Regions from separate parts of the Mus musculus genome. Here all the other regions are linked to region 3. Evidence: chromatin contacts called from ENCODE Hi-C or POLR2A ChIA-PET data. All regions are on one chromosome and are shown on one strand. Each heading gives the region's core, a stretch centred on a gene start or an enhancer-like site at or near the end of the contact. The rest is flanking DNA. Distances are from core to core; before and after follow the strand shown.

Region 1 (4,570 bases), core at 1,344-3,843, 77 kb before region 3:
CAGGAGGTCGTGACGGGCTAGCACGCGCAGGAGTTGGCTCAGCAGCCGCAGGTTGCTCTCGTCGCACTGCCCGCGGCGTTCCAGCTCCAGAAGCAGCTCCAGGCCGCTGCGGGCGCGGGCCAGGCCGCCGGGGGCGCCGGGGGCCTCATCCAGCAGGAAGGCCAGGAGCTCCAGTTCGCACTCGGTCAGCTGCCCGCCCACTACCTCGAACATACGGTGAAGCGACAGCATGCCGTAGTAATCCAAACACTCATCCTCCTCCCAGCTCGGGGCCGGGGTCGACCCGGACAACGCCATTCCCAGGGGAGGGGTGCGGAACAAGCTCAGAACCAGGGCCTAGAACCCACACGGCGGGGAGGAGGTCGTGGTCAGCGACACAGTGGCTCAAAGCCCACAGAGGCCAGAGCGTGGGCCCCGCAAGGTGTCTCCGGGCAGAGTCGCCCCCCACACCCTCAACGGTCTCAACCTCTCTCCCTCCCACGGACAGGAATGGTATCGCCCGAGATCCCATAGTAACAGGTCGAACGCTAGACCCCACCGGTCCACATCACTGTCGGGAGGACCAAGCCCAGATGCCCTTTTCTGAGTAGTACGTTTCGAACTTGCCACCGACTGACCTAGACGACCAGCTCGAATGAGCTACATGGCCCATTGCAGGGCACCTTGTCCACTGCCCGGTGACTTCGGATGGCAAATGTCCGGTCATAGCCCTCGGGTTCTGTCCACTAGTACCTTCCTGCTAGCTCCAACATCCCACTCAAGTGATACCTTTCAAAAGTGACCCTCGGCCCCCTGCAAGTGGGACCGACCAAGACAACCCTGAGCGCCACACAGGTGGTACTGTCTGAATCCGACCCCCCCTCCCTGAAAGGGCGATCGATCCTGCCCTCACCCGAGCACCCAAGTGGTTCCAGCTACCCTTCACCAGTCACCTTTAGGCCTCTCTTATCCTCACCAGATTCCAGCGTCCGATGACTTCTGGGCGACGGCCGCAGCCACTTGTTTTGGATCTTTCTGGCACCTTCTCTATTATTACGCCTGCGTCACCTCGCTCCTCCTCTTTCGCCCAACTCGCGCAGGTGCGACCGCCACGCCCCTACAGCGCAAGCGCAGAATCAGACCTCAAGCTCCACCCCTTCCAGGACTCCAGATCCGCCCCTAACCCAAGCGTCCGGACTCTCCCTTGCTGCGCTTGCGCAAGAGCAAAACCTCGCTGTGTCTTGCTCTTGATGGTGGTTTCAGGCTCGGTGTGTGTCCCCTGAATCCTATGACACGACCTGGTGGAATTACTCATCCCACAGACTACCTCTTCCTCCTGATCACGTCCTAGACACCCACATGACCAGTGCCAACAGCTGTCAGCGCAAAGTAAACCAGTCACGAGGGTCCCGACTCCCTGGAGCGCTCAAGGCTCATAATCAGGACTTGTAATACAGTATGCCCCATTCTGGTGGCAACCAGAAACCTACAACTCAACTCTGCTGTCTCAGATCCTACATGGAAATTCTTGCTCATACAGCTCCCCAGCCCCAATTTATAAATTCTCCAGTCGCAAGCAGCAGAATGATACCTCTTCCCAAATCTCAATAGACCTTGCCACCCCCTGTGTGCAGCACATTCCGAAGACGTCCATCAGCACCTCCTATCATAGACACCACACCCACGGTTAGAACAGCCTTTGTACAATCGCTTCTGAGCCCTCTTGAGTCTTGGAGCCACCCAGATGCCCCTCCTAACCTGCACCTATGAGAGCAATCCTGTCACAGAAGTGGAGGCTAGGGTGTCTTCATGTCCCCTACACGAGGCCTTGAGCGTGACGGTCGCTCCTCCTCCCCCACTTAGGTGACTCAAGGTCAGGGCCAGCACGTGCCTAAGACAGGTCTCTTCTAGGACTGGTTTCCACCCCCGGAATTGTCTCCCTAAGGGGCGGGAGGCTCTGGCTCAATGCTGGCTGTTTGTTTCCCTTTTCTGGGCCTTAGCTTTTCCACCTGTGAAACGGATGGCAGTGGAGTCCACGGTATGGGCTCTCTGTGTGAATATCATTGAATCAGACAAAGAATGGGAGGAAGGGGAAAGCTATTTATAAACGGTAAAGCTTCTATGATGGGTGGGCTATAGTGAGTACTACGGTGTATCAGGCCCCGAGCCGAACATTTTTATGTGTATGACAAAATTCAATGCCTTCAACAACCTTTCAGGAGATGCGATTCCAGTCCACTTTGCACGTAAGCAAAAACTGAGGCGGCGCAGGAAAAGTACAAGTGTGTCTGGCTTTTTAGTTACGCTGTCAGAAACGCTCAGTCTCTTCTGCTACGAGATAACACCTGTCAAAGTCTCGCACCGCCACGTTCATTTGTGCGACCTCGCTCTATAAGGATGCACACTTTTCTCCGCTGAATTTTCAAACAGCAGGAAAGGAGCGGCCCCGGAGAACTGCGCAGGCGCCTCTCCTGGTCCCGGACACCGCCTCCAGGGCACTGGTGTCTGCGTGGAGAAACTCGCGGAGCCCCGCCTGACTCCCAACACGCAGGCGCGAGGGCGCGTGCCCTGCGCTACCAGCTCTGATTGGCTGCCTCTCCTGAGAGCACCGCCCAATGGGAGGCGTGGATAGTGAAGGGTCCTACACTACTGGAGTGGAGGGTCTGTGTCAAGAGCGGCAGGGGCTGCTTGGAGGTAAGAGAGATGGGTGAGGGCGCCGCAGGGCGGGCGGGGAAGAGAGCGCTGGGTGTAAGGAGAGAGTGGAGGAAGAGGGAAGGGTACGCTCAGGGTCGGAGAGCCTTGGGGCCTGCGCTTGGGGCTGGAGCAGCGCGGGATGATCGACAGCTCCTTCCTGTGTGCCCTAGAGGCGTCGTTGGATCCCCTGCTTGTGCTGGCCTCAGCTTGAGCTCGCTTGCACACCCCACCCCTGCAGGGGGCTCTCACGCTGCAGAGAAGAGGAATCTGGTAGGAGGGAAAAAAGCAGTGTAGCGGGAAAGTTGAACTTTCAGGCCCCTGGTGTAGGTGCTTAGATCTCCTTTCCGTATACAGAGGTATTAGCTGAATTCCACCTACCCCCTGACACGGTGTAGGACTGGGAGGGAAAAGAATGCAGGCGGAAAAGTGTCCATTTCGGGATACCTGTGCTACTTTCTAGAAGGACAGTGTTATTAGGATTGTGTGCAAGTTAAGTGAGTTTTGGAAGGATTGAGTTGGATGAAATTCAGAGAGCACATAGGATTGGGTCCTGTGCACCATGTTTTTCTGTGTATGAGCTCATCCATACTTTGTAAAGTTTGGGCATCCGCTCCTTACCTGCTACAAGCCATGTAGCATGCTCTGATCCAAGCCAGGGGAGTTCTGTCTTGGCAGTGAGGCTGTAACTAAGGCAGAATGCTAACCTCCCCCACCCCCAGCCCATTTGATTGTTTCTAAGAAAATCCTTTATGGACTGGTTCGGACTTAATGAGGAGCCAGGCAGGTGTAGTGGCACCCGCTTTCAATGTCAGCACTGGGGAGGGAGAAGCTGGTAGATTTCTGTGAGTTTGAGGCCAGTCTGCCCTACATAGTGAGTTCCAGATAGGCCAGGGTTACAAGATGAGATGCTTCAAAACAGAGCGCACTTAATGGGGTATTTGGAATTGGTAGATAAGGAAAGTTTGGTTCCTGAGCATTTAGCAAGTCATTTATCTGCAAATGGTTTATTGGTCATCAACTAATAACAGGGCCTTGTACTGGGCTATGTATCATGGAAATGCATAAAATGGGTAGACATGTAGTGTGCACAGAGATGGTTAAGGTCCCAGGACATCGTCTATAGGGAGCCTTAACTCGTCACTGAATGAGTCTGTGTATTTACTGTGTGCTGGGCACCTTTCTTGGCACTGGAAACACCTCGGTGGTGAAGAGGCTAAGATCCCTGCCCTCTGGGAGCAGTACATGAGCAGCCTGTATGCCAGGGCTACCAGCTAAAGTCTCCATGCTCCTGGCATGAGCACAAGTAAAGAGGTAAGGAAAGTGGCCGATGGCACTTGGGAGGCAGAAGAAACAAGGCTGAGAACCAGACGTCCCCGTGTACATACTGAGTGAGGTCAAGGCCAGCCTTTGTACATAGACTGTCTCTACAAAACAGAACCAGCAAGGCAGTGGCGGCGCACAACTCTAACCCCAGCACTTGGGAGGCAGAGGCTGGTGAATCTCTGTGAGTTCAAGGCCAGCCCAGTCTACAGATCTGAGTTCCAGGACAGTCCAGGGCCACACAGAGAAAATCTGTCTCAAACAACAGCAACAACAAAAACGGGCCATCTTGCTGGCCCAGGAGGTAAAGGCGTGTGCCTTGCAGCCCTGATGACCCCAGTTCAATTCTCAGAACCCATATACCATTGGGAGGAAAGAATGGGCTCCGAATGCCATGAAGTTGTCCTCTGTATGCTACATGTATGCCATGACGTGTGTTCATGCATGCAGGCACACAGTAACATAAACAATGACAAAAAATGGTGGCGGTAGGGCTATAAGGTGGCTCAGTGGGTAAAAGCAATTGGCACTGAGCCTGATGACCTGAGTTTGACGCCAGAGCCCCATGGTGGGAGAA
Region 2 (4,825 bases), core at 1,932-4,431, 97 kb after region 3:
TGGCCTCACTCAGCTTGGCCTCACTGATGGAGGCGGGGGAGGGGGGGTTGGGGGGGTTGGGTTCTTTTTCCATGCAGTTCGTCACTACCCTAATACACTATATGACTTCATAATCATTATTTGTTCTGTCTCCCCATGAAATTGTCTGTACACCCTGAGTTCAGGGCCTTCTCTGTTGTGTTCTGCTCTTAGCTGGTACAATTTTCCACTTTCTAAGCCTAGCCTCACTCACTTGTCACACTGTATACCTTATATCTGGCACATCACTCTGCTAGGACTGACTGCCTTCCACGCCAATGTAATATGTGGGGAGTACGGTGTTGGGACATTTTTTGAAGATGAGGAACACTTGTGGAAGGACAAGTGATTGGGATGAAGCAGTGGGAAGGGTTGGATCCCCCAAGCCCTTGTGACTTCTGGGCCCTGCTCTTTGCCCCATTCAAGATTCCCTGAAGACTGGGCTGGCTAGAGGCAGGAGGGAGGGATACGGAGATTGCCAGAATCCCAGGCAGAGGGCACTGGGATAAGGGCATACCCAGTGGGGACATGGGTAAGTATGGCAGGAGTGGGACAAAGGTAGGGTCGAGGGGGGGCTGGCAGTGGGGGAGGGGGCCCTAGCCAACTATGACCCAGTCCTTTGCCCTGCTTTGGTGCTGGGAATCAAACTTGTAGACAAATGCTAGACAAATGTTCTGCCCCTGACCCATGCTCCTACCTCCTCCAGCCCTTTGCCCTGAGAAGCCACTTGTCAGCTGAATCAGGCCTGGACTTTGGTTCCTGGGGATATACCAGGTCAATGTACCTTGTTTCTTGACATGTCTGAAGGTATGTGTGTGTTTGTTAGCCTGTGAGTCTAAGTTTTGTCTTAGTCTTTCAGCTTGTATGGGGATGTGCTCATGTTTTTATGACTCCACACCCTGGGACTGGGGATGTAGATCAGTTAGTGCAGCACTTGCCTCACTCCACCTGGATCTGGTCCCCAATTCTGTGCAGACTGAATGTGGGGGTGAATATTTGTAATCCCAGCACTATGATAGTGGAGACAAGAGGATCTGATGTTCAAAGTCATCTTGAAGTAAATGGTGAGTTTGAAGCCAGCCTGGGATGTATATATGATGCTCTACCTCTCAAATAGCAGCAACAACAATAAAAACAACAAGAATCGATGTACATGTTTGGGTGTGTCACGGTCTCCACGTGTGTTCGTGTGTGCTGAGGATAGGACTCACTGTTGGTTCAGGCAGAGAGCTCAGGGGTTGTCCTGTCCATTTCCCTCACCTATCCCCATCTACTGGACATCCAGAAGCAAGCCACCCACCTCCACTACCTGGTCCTCACTCCGTGAGCCTCCTCTGACTTAAGCCTGTTTCCTGCAGAGCATCCAGAGGATCTTTTGAAAGCATAAGGCTGACCTTGCCCTTCCAGCCCACCAATGCTTCCCTGCCTTCCTCCCAGATAAAGCTTCAGACTTGGGCATGGCCTTTTAAGCTGACCTAGAGCCCACCTTGCCTGCCCCAGCTTCCTGACCCCAGCCTCCGCCCCCAGACCTCTCTCTGCATTGTCAGGCGCTGCTCTTCCAGCGGTGTTCCTGCTGCTCTGCTCTCCCCACCTCCCTTGCTCGGTAGCTGATGCCTGCCCGTCCATGAGTCTGATGTCACCTTGTTGGAAAAGCTACCCACGCTCATTTTCTCAGAATTTTCTTTCTTGAAAGCAGGACACATTTTCTCATGTAGCCCAAGCTGGCTTCAGACTGACTATATAGTCAGAGACTACAAGACTTTAAGCTTCTTTCTGATCCTCTTGCCTCGGCCTCCCTACTTCTGAATTATAAGCAAGTGCTATGATGCCTACTGTGTGTGGTCCTGGAGACAGACCCTTGGGCTTTGTCCATGCTAGTCAGGTACTCCAGTAATAAGCTACATCCCCAGCTCCAGGATTTTTCCTTTTATCATACTGGCTTGTTTACAATGTTTTGTAAATGGGTGAATGAGAGAGGTTGAGACAGAGTTCCACTCTGTAGCCCTGACTGACCTGCAACTCACTATGTAGCCCGGGCTTGCCTTGAACTGACTCAGCTTCCCAAGGACTGGGATCAGAGGTGTGCGGCACATGCCTGGCAACAACAGTCTTATTACCATCTGTGTCCTCAGCTCTACTGAGACTGCCCTGCTAGTTACAGAAAGCCGAAGCCTGGCACCTCTAGGTATTGAATGTCTGTCTCGGGATGAAATCTTTGTGACTAGAGCCTTTTAGATTCAGAATTAAGGTTGAGGCATACAACAGCTGTCAGCTCCACACTCCCTGCTCTGAGAAGGCTGAAGGTATCCATCTCCCTGCCCTCACTGGACAGGTACAGGAAACCCAACCAGCTCAGTGCCTCTGTGTCTCTGTCGTCATTTGGGAAATGGGCTGATCATAATGACAGCTGTCTCATCCAGTTACTTGTGGCAAGATCACAAGGATAAATGACGGCTCCAGCCAGTCAGGATACCCTTGGGGCAGAGGTGGGATCTGATTCACAGGTCTGAGGCCTGGCACTAGGAAGGGCCTCAGGAAATGACAGTCACTTCTCAGAGCTGCGAGCCTTTGTGAGTGTGCTTACCTGAACCCCGTGCAAGGGAGGAGCCTTACTCAAGCAGATTCTTTCTGACTCCTCATGACACTAAGGGCAGCTTGGCTATTAACAGCTCCACGTCACACTTCACACATTCCTTTGCTTATCAATCTAATAAATACTTGAATGTCCATGTGTCTGGCATTCCCTGTAAACAAGGCAGACACAACCCTACTCTTAGGGAGACCAGTGTCTAGTAGAGTCAGACACTCTACTCAGCACACTCAGCCAGACAGTAGACTTACATACACCTCTCCAAAACACACACATTTGAATCTGACAACAGCCCTACAGATGCCTGTTGGGAGCTCAGAAAAAAAATTGAGAAAAGGTCCCTGTTCATTACTTCACATTCATAGCAATTTGGTACAATGGGTCTTTGCGATTGAGGTTCCATATCGCTTCAAAGCATAGTGTTCTGCTATGTGTCTTTGTTGGGGGATAGGAGGCTTCAGGGTCCTGCTTGAGCTCCAACACTTGTCTACCAAAGGAGGATGAGGAATGATGAATTTGGGGGTTTTGGGTCTGGTAAGCCATGCCAGGTTTTTTCTGGTTTTGCCTGCACAGGAACCTGTCCCTGGAGTCTGATAAAGATCCATGGACTGCCGGTGGAGCTGCATAGCGGAGGGCTTGCTTAGTGTTCACCAGGCCCTAGGTTTGGCTGTAAGCAGCGCCACAAGACAGACAAAACTCATAACCAAACCAGGACTTAATGCCTGCTCTGATTGAGCCATGCAAAATCTTTGGTTGTTCTGCCACTGTTTCTCCAGCCTTTTGGATCCAGGGAAGCTAAATGGTAACTCCCTCCTTTCTCTAAGGACAACGTAAAAGTTCTCATGTTTTGCAAGTCGCCCCAGGGTTGCTGGGTTGATGAAGGTCGATTGTCAAAGAGCAGATGGATGGATTCACTGAGAGAGTAAGAAGGGGCTGCAAGGAGCTCTTCCAATTACCGGATGCCCCTTCTGCCTACCTTTTGCATTCTATTTATTTAGAAAAAGCGGTTAAAAACCCTTCTACGTTATTCTTTTAAGAGGGCAGAAGACATGAAAACCGCTTGAACCGAAACAGAAAACACTAAAGGCACAGCTCTTGGCCACACAGAAAAAGGAACCTGAGAGAGAACCTTATTCCGACAGACGAGCATTTCGGACACTTCCCCAAAGACCGCACTGGGACAGACGTAGTCCTTACGTCTCGGTGGGGCATTCTACTCTCACATCACCCCCCCCCCCACGCGCAGGACGGCAGTGGATCAGTCCACGGGTCTCTTCCCCCTCGTGGAAGTGGGTCAGTTCCCCCAGTCCCCAGTCCCCCGCAGGATGTGCGGGATTTCTTTTAAGCTGTTACCGACTCACCTTTGATCTTGCCTTTTCGCCACCGCCTGCGACTGCGGTTCTTCGATCCTTCTTTGCCCTGCTTGGAGGCCTGGGCCCCCACGGGCGCCGATTCCACGGCCGGCTCCATCAATTCTTTCCAGTCCTGGCGCGGGGCCCAATTCCAGCGATCAAGTTCCTCTCTTAGAGTCAATCCTAGTTACACACCACTGCCAGGCCCCCAAACCATCCAATCCTGGGCAGGCTCCTCGCGGAGCTCCGCCTTTAATGGGTGGGGCTGAAGGTCTTGGCCCGCCCATCTGCTCAGATTAAAGGAACCGCGCAGTGCACCGTAACGACAAACAAAAAACCAAAAACCAAAAACCAAAAAAAAACCCGCAGTCCTGGAAGCAGCGAGAAGTGCCCTCACAGCAGGAATAGTGAGGAGTCGCGTTAGAGTCACCCCAACAAAGAATTCTCAGTCATCTTGTGCAGGTGCTGACCCTCGCCATCTCATTCACCTTTCCTTGAACCTGGCCCGCCCACTTGCCCCGGGAGCCGGAAGAACGGGCGGGCGGGCAGGGGGCGGGCAACCCAAGGCGTGGGCGGGGACCGACTTGGGGGCGTAGCCGCGCTTGGTAGCCGTTTGGAGAAGCCCCGCCTTTTCCTCCGCCCCCTCACGTGGTCGTCCCTGTTTTTTTTTTTTTTTTTTTTTTTTTTTTCCCCCCCAGACAGGGTCCTAGGCTGTAGTTGAGGGTGGCCTTGGCCTCTCAGCAAACTACCTTCCAGTCTCACATCCGCGCTCCCTCCTAGTTCTTACTGCTCTGCTTCATGAGGTGTCTCTCCCTCTGCCCTGCCTTATTCCCCAGAATCAAAGGAAAGGGGAAGACAGCAACAC
Region 3 (4,566 bases), core at 867-3,366:
TGTAGAAATTTTTTACCAGACACTTTGTGGGAGACCACTGTGCCAAGGTGTCCATAACTGTGTCAAGTACAGCAGGTTTGCCACTTTTTTTTTTTTAAAAAAAACATTTAAAGGCAACGTCTTGTCATATTGCCCAGAACAACCCTTAGCTCAATTATCCTCCTGCCTCAGCCCTTCAAGTGCCAGGGTTATAGGCATGTGCCACCACAACCGCTGCCCCTTTTCCTTTGCCACTCTTCCAAGGCTCTCACCAGCACAACCACCCGTGCCTGGGGCTGCAGCTTGTTCACCAGTTGTACGATGGCTTTGATGCCACCTGTCACTTGTTCTGCTGTGTGGCTATGGTTGTTGGTGCCCACCCAGACCACCACAATCTGTGGAAAGAGTGACACAAATCAATAGTAAAGAAGCAGGCAAAAAAGCGGCTAGCCCACCACCCAGGCCTCCTTACCTTGGGCCGGATGTGCTCCAGCTCCCCGTTCTCAAGCCGCCAGAGTACATGCTGTGTGCTGTCACCACCAATGCCAAAGTTAAGTGCATGCAGAGGTGAGAAGAGCTCCCGCCAGATCTGGGGTCAAGAAATGACGTAGACACTAGCCACCACCCTCTGTCCAGGCCATTATGGACATATCATTATGGATTAGCCTTACTTTATGGACAAGGTCCGGTTAAATCTCAGCTTGACCAAATCCGGAATCATGGAACTTATTACTGCTTCACTTTAACCAAAATTCACAGAAGTTACGTTCATTTTATGAAGATCCTGTCTGCTTTAAGTATACACAGAGCTAATGGCAATACAACTGAACCTCATTGTGGGGTGGGGGGGAAAGCCATTGTAGCTAAACGTCTTAGGGACTTTATTACTGATAAAGTCTTTGCAGAATACCATTACAATCAACCTTCACTTTCTGTAAAGCTATTACAACTTCGAGTAAACCCAACAGGGGCTGTGCCCCACCTTAAACAAACAATGAAAAGCCCTCACCTGACACAATCTTGAAGGAACGCCTCAATTTAACTCGACAGAGACAAACCCAACCCGACAAACTCAGGGCACACACTTCATTCTCAGCAGACATGTACATGGGGTTCTTAGATTCCTGCTACCACGGGCATTTCTGTACCCCTTATCTTGTCTTATCAGGTTCTGGGCTTGAAGTGCCAGTGAGGGTGCATGCCTGGATGAGGAAGGAGGAAACGGGTGGACCCTCACCTCACATTGGTGCATTAGCTGAACCAAGGAGTCCCCGATAAAGACTACTTCGGGTTCCTTGTCTTTGCTGTCCGCTACAAACCGATGGTGCTGCAGAGAAAGCCAGAAAGAGTCAAAGGCACGCACGCTCCAGGCCCCGCCCCACCCCGCTGCCTCAGGCGGAACAACCCCAAACAACCCAAACCAGGCTGCCCACCTAGGTGAGGAGGAGGATGTCACGAAGCAGTTCTATAGACATACACGCCCCCCAAGCCCCTAACCCTGGGGACCACGCGCGGTCACTCACCAGAGACATCCAGCGCCCGTCACCCTGCACGTCTTGCACAGGCGTGGGCTTGCTGGCCGGGTTCTCCCCTTCCCCACTCATCCTCAGCACCGCAGCCCCCTGGGGATGAGAGTGGAGTCCGCCCGGGAAAGCTCCGCGAGGACGTGGATCCGCCACGCCCACCCCTACCTCTCGGGCCAACACAATGGACCGTCCTGCCGCGCTCGCTCGCGCGTAGGGCGAAGGCCGAGCCCAGACGCCGCCTCCTTTCGCAGACTAGAAACCGTCACGTAGGAAGGAATCCTCGCTCCCCTCCCCCGATGGAGGCCGCAAAGTGGGCTCGTCTGCCGCTTCCCGCCGGGACCCCTTGCGGCCACGGGGGCCCAACGCAGGGGGGAGGGGCAGGCGAGACCAAGCGGCACTCGTGGCAGGGGAAGAGGGGGCGCAGACAAGAGAGACACAACCCAGAGTGGACGGAAAGGGGCAGGGTACCTGTAAAGCCGACAGGGACCAGGGACAATCTAGCGCCCTCCGTCCGAGGAGGAAATCATTTGCTGCAGGGCCAGAAAACTCCGGAAGAGACCACCTACGGGGGTGTGTGTGTGTGTGTGTAACCCATTCACATAGGAGAGGGAGTGGACGAGCTCATTCCTAGATCCGCGGAGGGGGTGGCTCTTAGACACCTGGGAAGGGACGCTCCCATTTCTTACTGGTGTAGGGATTTGAAAGGAAGCTAGCCAAACTGGGCGGTGGTGGCACACGCCTTTAATCCCAGCACTGGAGGGAGCCAGAGACAGGTGGATGTACTAGTTCGAGGACAGGCTGGTCAACAGAGTTCTAGGACAGCCAAGGCTACACAGAGAAACTCCCGTCTTGAAAACAAAAACAAAAAGAAGTGAAGCTGGTGGAGGCAGCACCAGAGTGGCTTTGAGGGGACTTCCCTATTTAAAACTTTCTGTTTTCTTTTGAGATGAGATTTCACTCTGTAACTTTAGCTCTCATGGAACTTGCTATAAACAGCAGGCAGGCCTTGAATTCACAGAGATCTACCTACCTCTGACTCCTGAGTGCTAAGATTAAAGCTGTGTGCCACCAGGCCAAGCCCAACACTAAGGCTTTGTTATTGTTATTTATTATTTATTTGTTATGTATATGTATATACGTGTGTGTGTGTGTGTGTGTGTGTGTGTGTGTGTGTCTTTTTTAAGGTAGGGTTTTTAAGGTAGGGTTTTTCTGTATGACAGAGCCCTCCCTGGCTGTCCTGGACTTGCTTTGTAGACCAAGCTGGCCTGTAGAGTGGTGGTATTATAGGTATGTGCCACTAGACCCAGCTTCAACATTAGTTTTTTAGTGGTATAAAATCTCAAATGCATATCTTCATGCCTCAGAGGCACCATCAGATCTATGTGAAAGAGGTGCAGAAAGATCAGAAATTGGAGATGGCTGCAAGGCCCAGCCCAGGTCCAACTTGGCATCCGTCCTGCAGATCACCTTGCACCTCCTAGGCCTCTGTTCCTCTCTCTAGATACAAAGTTCCATCATCAACTTCAGGTGGGTGGCTCTGGACTCCAAATCCCATGTCTGTAGCCAAGGCCACTTTCTATCATCTTCTTTCTTTCCCTGGCTCAAACTAAACCCCAAATCGCAGTGTTTTCTCAGATGCCCAGGGTCTCCCTCACCCCTAAATGGCCTAGTTGTTTTCTGGCAGCCCCACCTAGCGACTGAACTTTCAAACCTATCCATTCCTTCTTGTTGGCTTGATACTAAAGTAGTGAAGAGTTTTATTTATTGTGTTCACATTCTGTCTCAATCTCTTTCCCTAATCTGGACCTGGCATGAAGTTATTACTAAACAAGTGCAGTGCTTGCAGAATGATATTAGTTACATTAATGGTCAGATCCTGGCTATCTCCATCCATGTGTTGGAGAGAGAGACTCAGACATGACTGAGAAAGGCCCGGGACTCTGAGGCTTTGTGTTTCTCTAGAACAGAACTTCTTTCCTGTGTGCTTGTTTGGAGGTACGGTCTCATGTATGAGATGACTTTAAACTCACCATCCTCCAGCCTCTACCATGGTGAACAGGGCTTCCTCAACTTTTTCTACTTGAGCCCCACTTTTGCCTGAGAAAGTTTTTGGTTTTGATTTTTTTCTTTCTAAATAGGAGGTCTTACTATGTAGCTTAGGCTACCCAGAACTCATTGTGTAGACCAGACTAGCCAAATCTACCCTAGTGATGGCAATAAAGGTGTGCTCAACCATTCCAGCCCAAGAAAGCTGTGTGTGAGTGTGTGGTTGTGTGTGAATTTGAGTGTGTGTGTGTGTGTGTGTGTGTGTGTGTTTATATCTTTGTAAGATTATATGTGCATTTGAAGGCAGGTGACTGCAGAAGTCAGAACCGGGTGTCAGATCTCCTAAAGCTGGAGTCAAAGGCAACTGTGAGCGGCCCTGTGTGGATGCAAGAACTGAACTCAGTCCCTTAACCAGGGAGCTGTCTCTCCAGATGCTAGACTGAATAGTTTTTATATTACCCTGGGCTTATGGGTGTATAATATGGGTATATTTACATCTAATATTCCCTGATACTACTATAAAGAAAAGGACTTAGAACAATTCTTTTGTGCAGATATAATTTTACCATTTATTAAAAACAAAAGCACATTTGCATACTAATAAGCTAGGTGTACTTATTTTGTTTGTTTGTTTGTTTTTTCTTTGTGTAGCCCTGGCTGTCCTAGAGTTTATTCTGTAGATCAGGCTGACCTTGAACTCACAGAGAGCCACCTGCCTCTCTCTCTCTACTGAATGCTGAGATTAAAGGAATGTGCCACCACCATCTGGCAGGATAAACTTTTTATATACAGCCAAAATCTTGGAATTCCTAATATATTGTCTCTGAACAGACTCTGAGGCAGTGGTCACTGGCATGGCGTAGCATGATGCTGTGTGCACTTCAAATGACCAAAGCTGCCATGAAATTATTTCATTTTTTGTTTGTTTGTTTGTTTGTTTGTTTTTGTTTTGTTTTTTTCTTTTGAGACAAGGTCTATGGAGTTGTCTTGCCTGTTCTGGATATAAGTCTATGTA

Evidence for each region. Hi-C counts contacts between places; a loop is a spot of excess contacts on that map. ChIA-PET counts read pairs that join two places held with the same protein, here RNA polymerase II (POLR2A).
Region 1: POLR2A ChIA-PET joins it to region 3 with 18 read pairs in embryonic stem cell. The contact joins the promoter of Zfp526 here to the promoter of Pafah1b3 in region 3. A Hi-C loop is called at or near these places in 1 of 37 maps with a recorded cell type or tissue (T-helper 17 cell). POLR2A ChIA-PET finds 5 or more read pairs at or near these places in 3 of 5 experiments (Patski and embryonic stem cell).
Region 2: POLR2A ChIA-PET joins it to region 3 with 13 read pairs in Patski. The contact joins the promoter of 4732471J01Rik here to the promoter of Pafah1b3 in region 3. A Hi-C loop is called at or near these places in 4 of 37 maps with a recorded cell type or tissue (gastrocnemius and heart). POLR2A ChIA-PET finds 5 or more read pairs at or near these places in 3 of 5 experiments (Patski and embryonic stem cell).

Annotation. Positions count from the first base shown.
Region 1 is chr7:25,218,832-25,223,401 of GRCm38, forward strand. It overlaps Zfp526 (zinc finger protein 526), which reads left to right and starts at 2,594. Exons shown (of 3, transcript NM_175436.5): 1 at 2,594-2,673. Dedd2 (death effector domain-containing DNA binding protein 2) reads right to left here and starts at 1,028. Exons shown (of 5, transcript NM_207677.3): 1 at 933-1,028; 2 at 1-336. The coding sequence starts at 297.
Region 2 is chr7:25,391,532-25,396,356 of GRCm38, forward strand. 4732471J01Rik (RIKEN cDNA 4732471J01 gene) reads left to right here and starts at 3,182. Exons shown (of 7, transcript NR_015569.3): 1 at 3,182-4,422; 2 at 4,797-4,825. It also overlaps a transcript of Lipe not described here.
Region 3 is chr7:25,295,870-25,300,435 of GRCm38, forward strand. It overlaps Pafah1b3 (platelet-activating factor acetylhydrolase, isoform 1b, subunit 3), which reads right to left and starts at 2,117. Exons shown (of 5, transcript NM_001357350.1): 1 at 1,503-2,117; 2 at 1,217-1,306; 3 at 452-568; 4 at 252-374. The coding sequence starts at 1,583.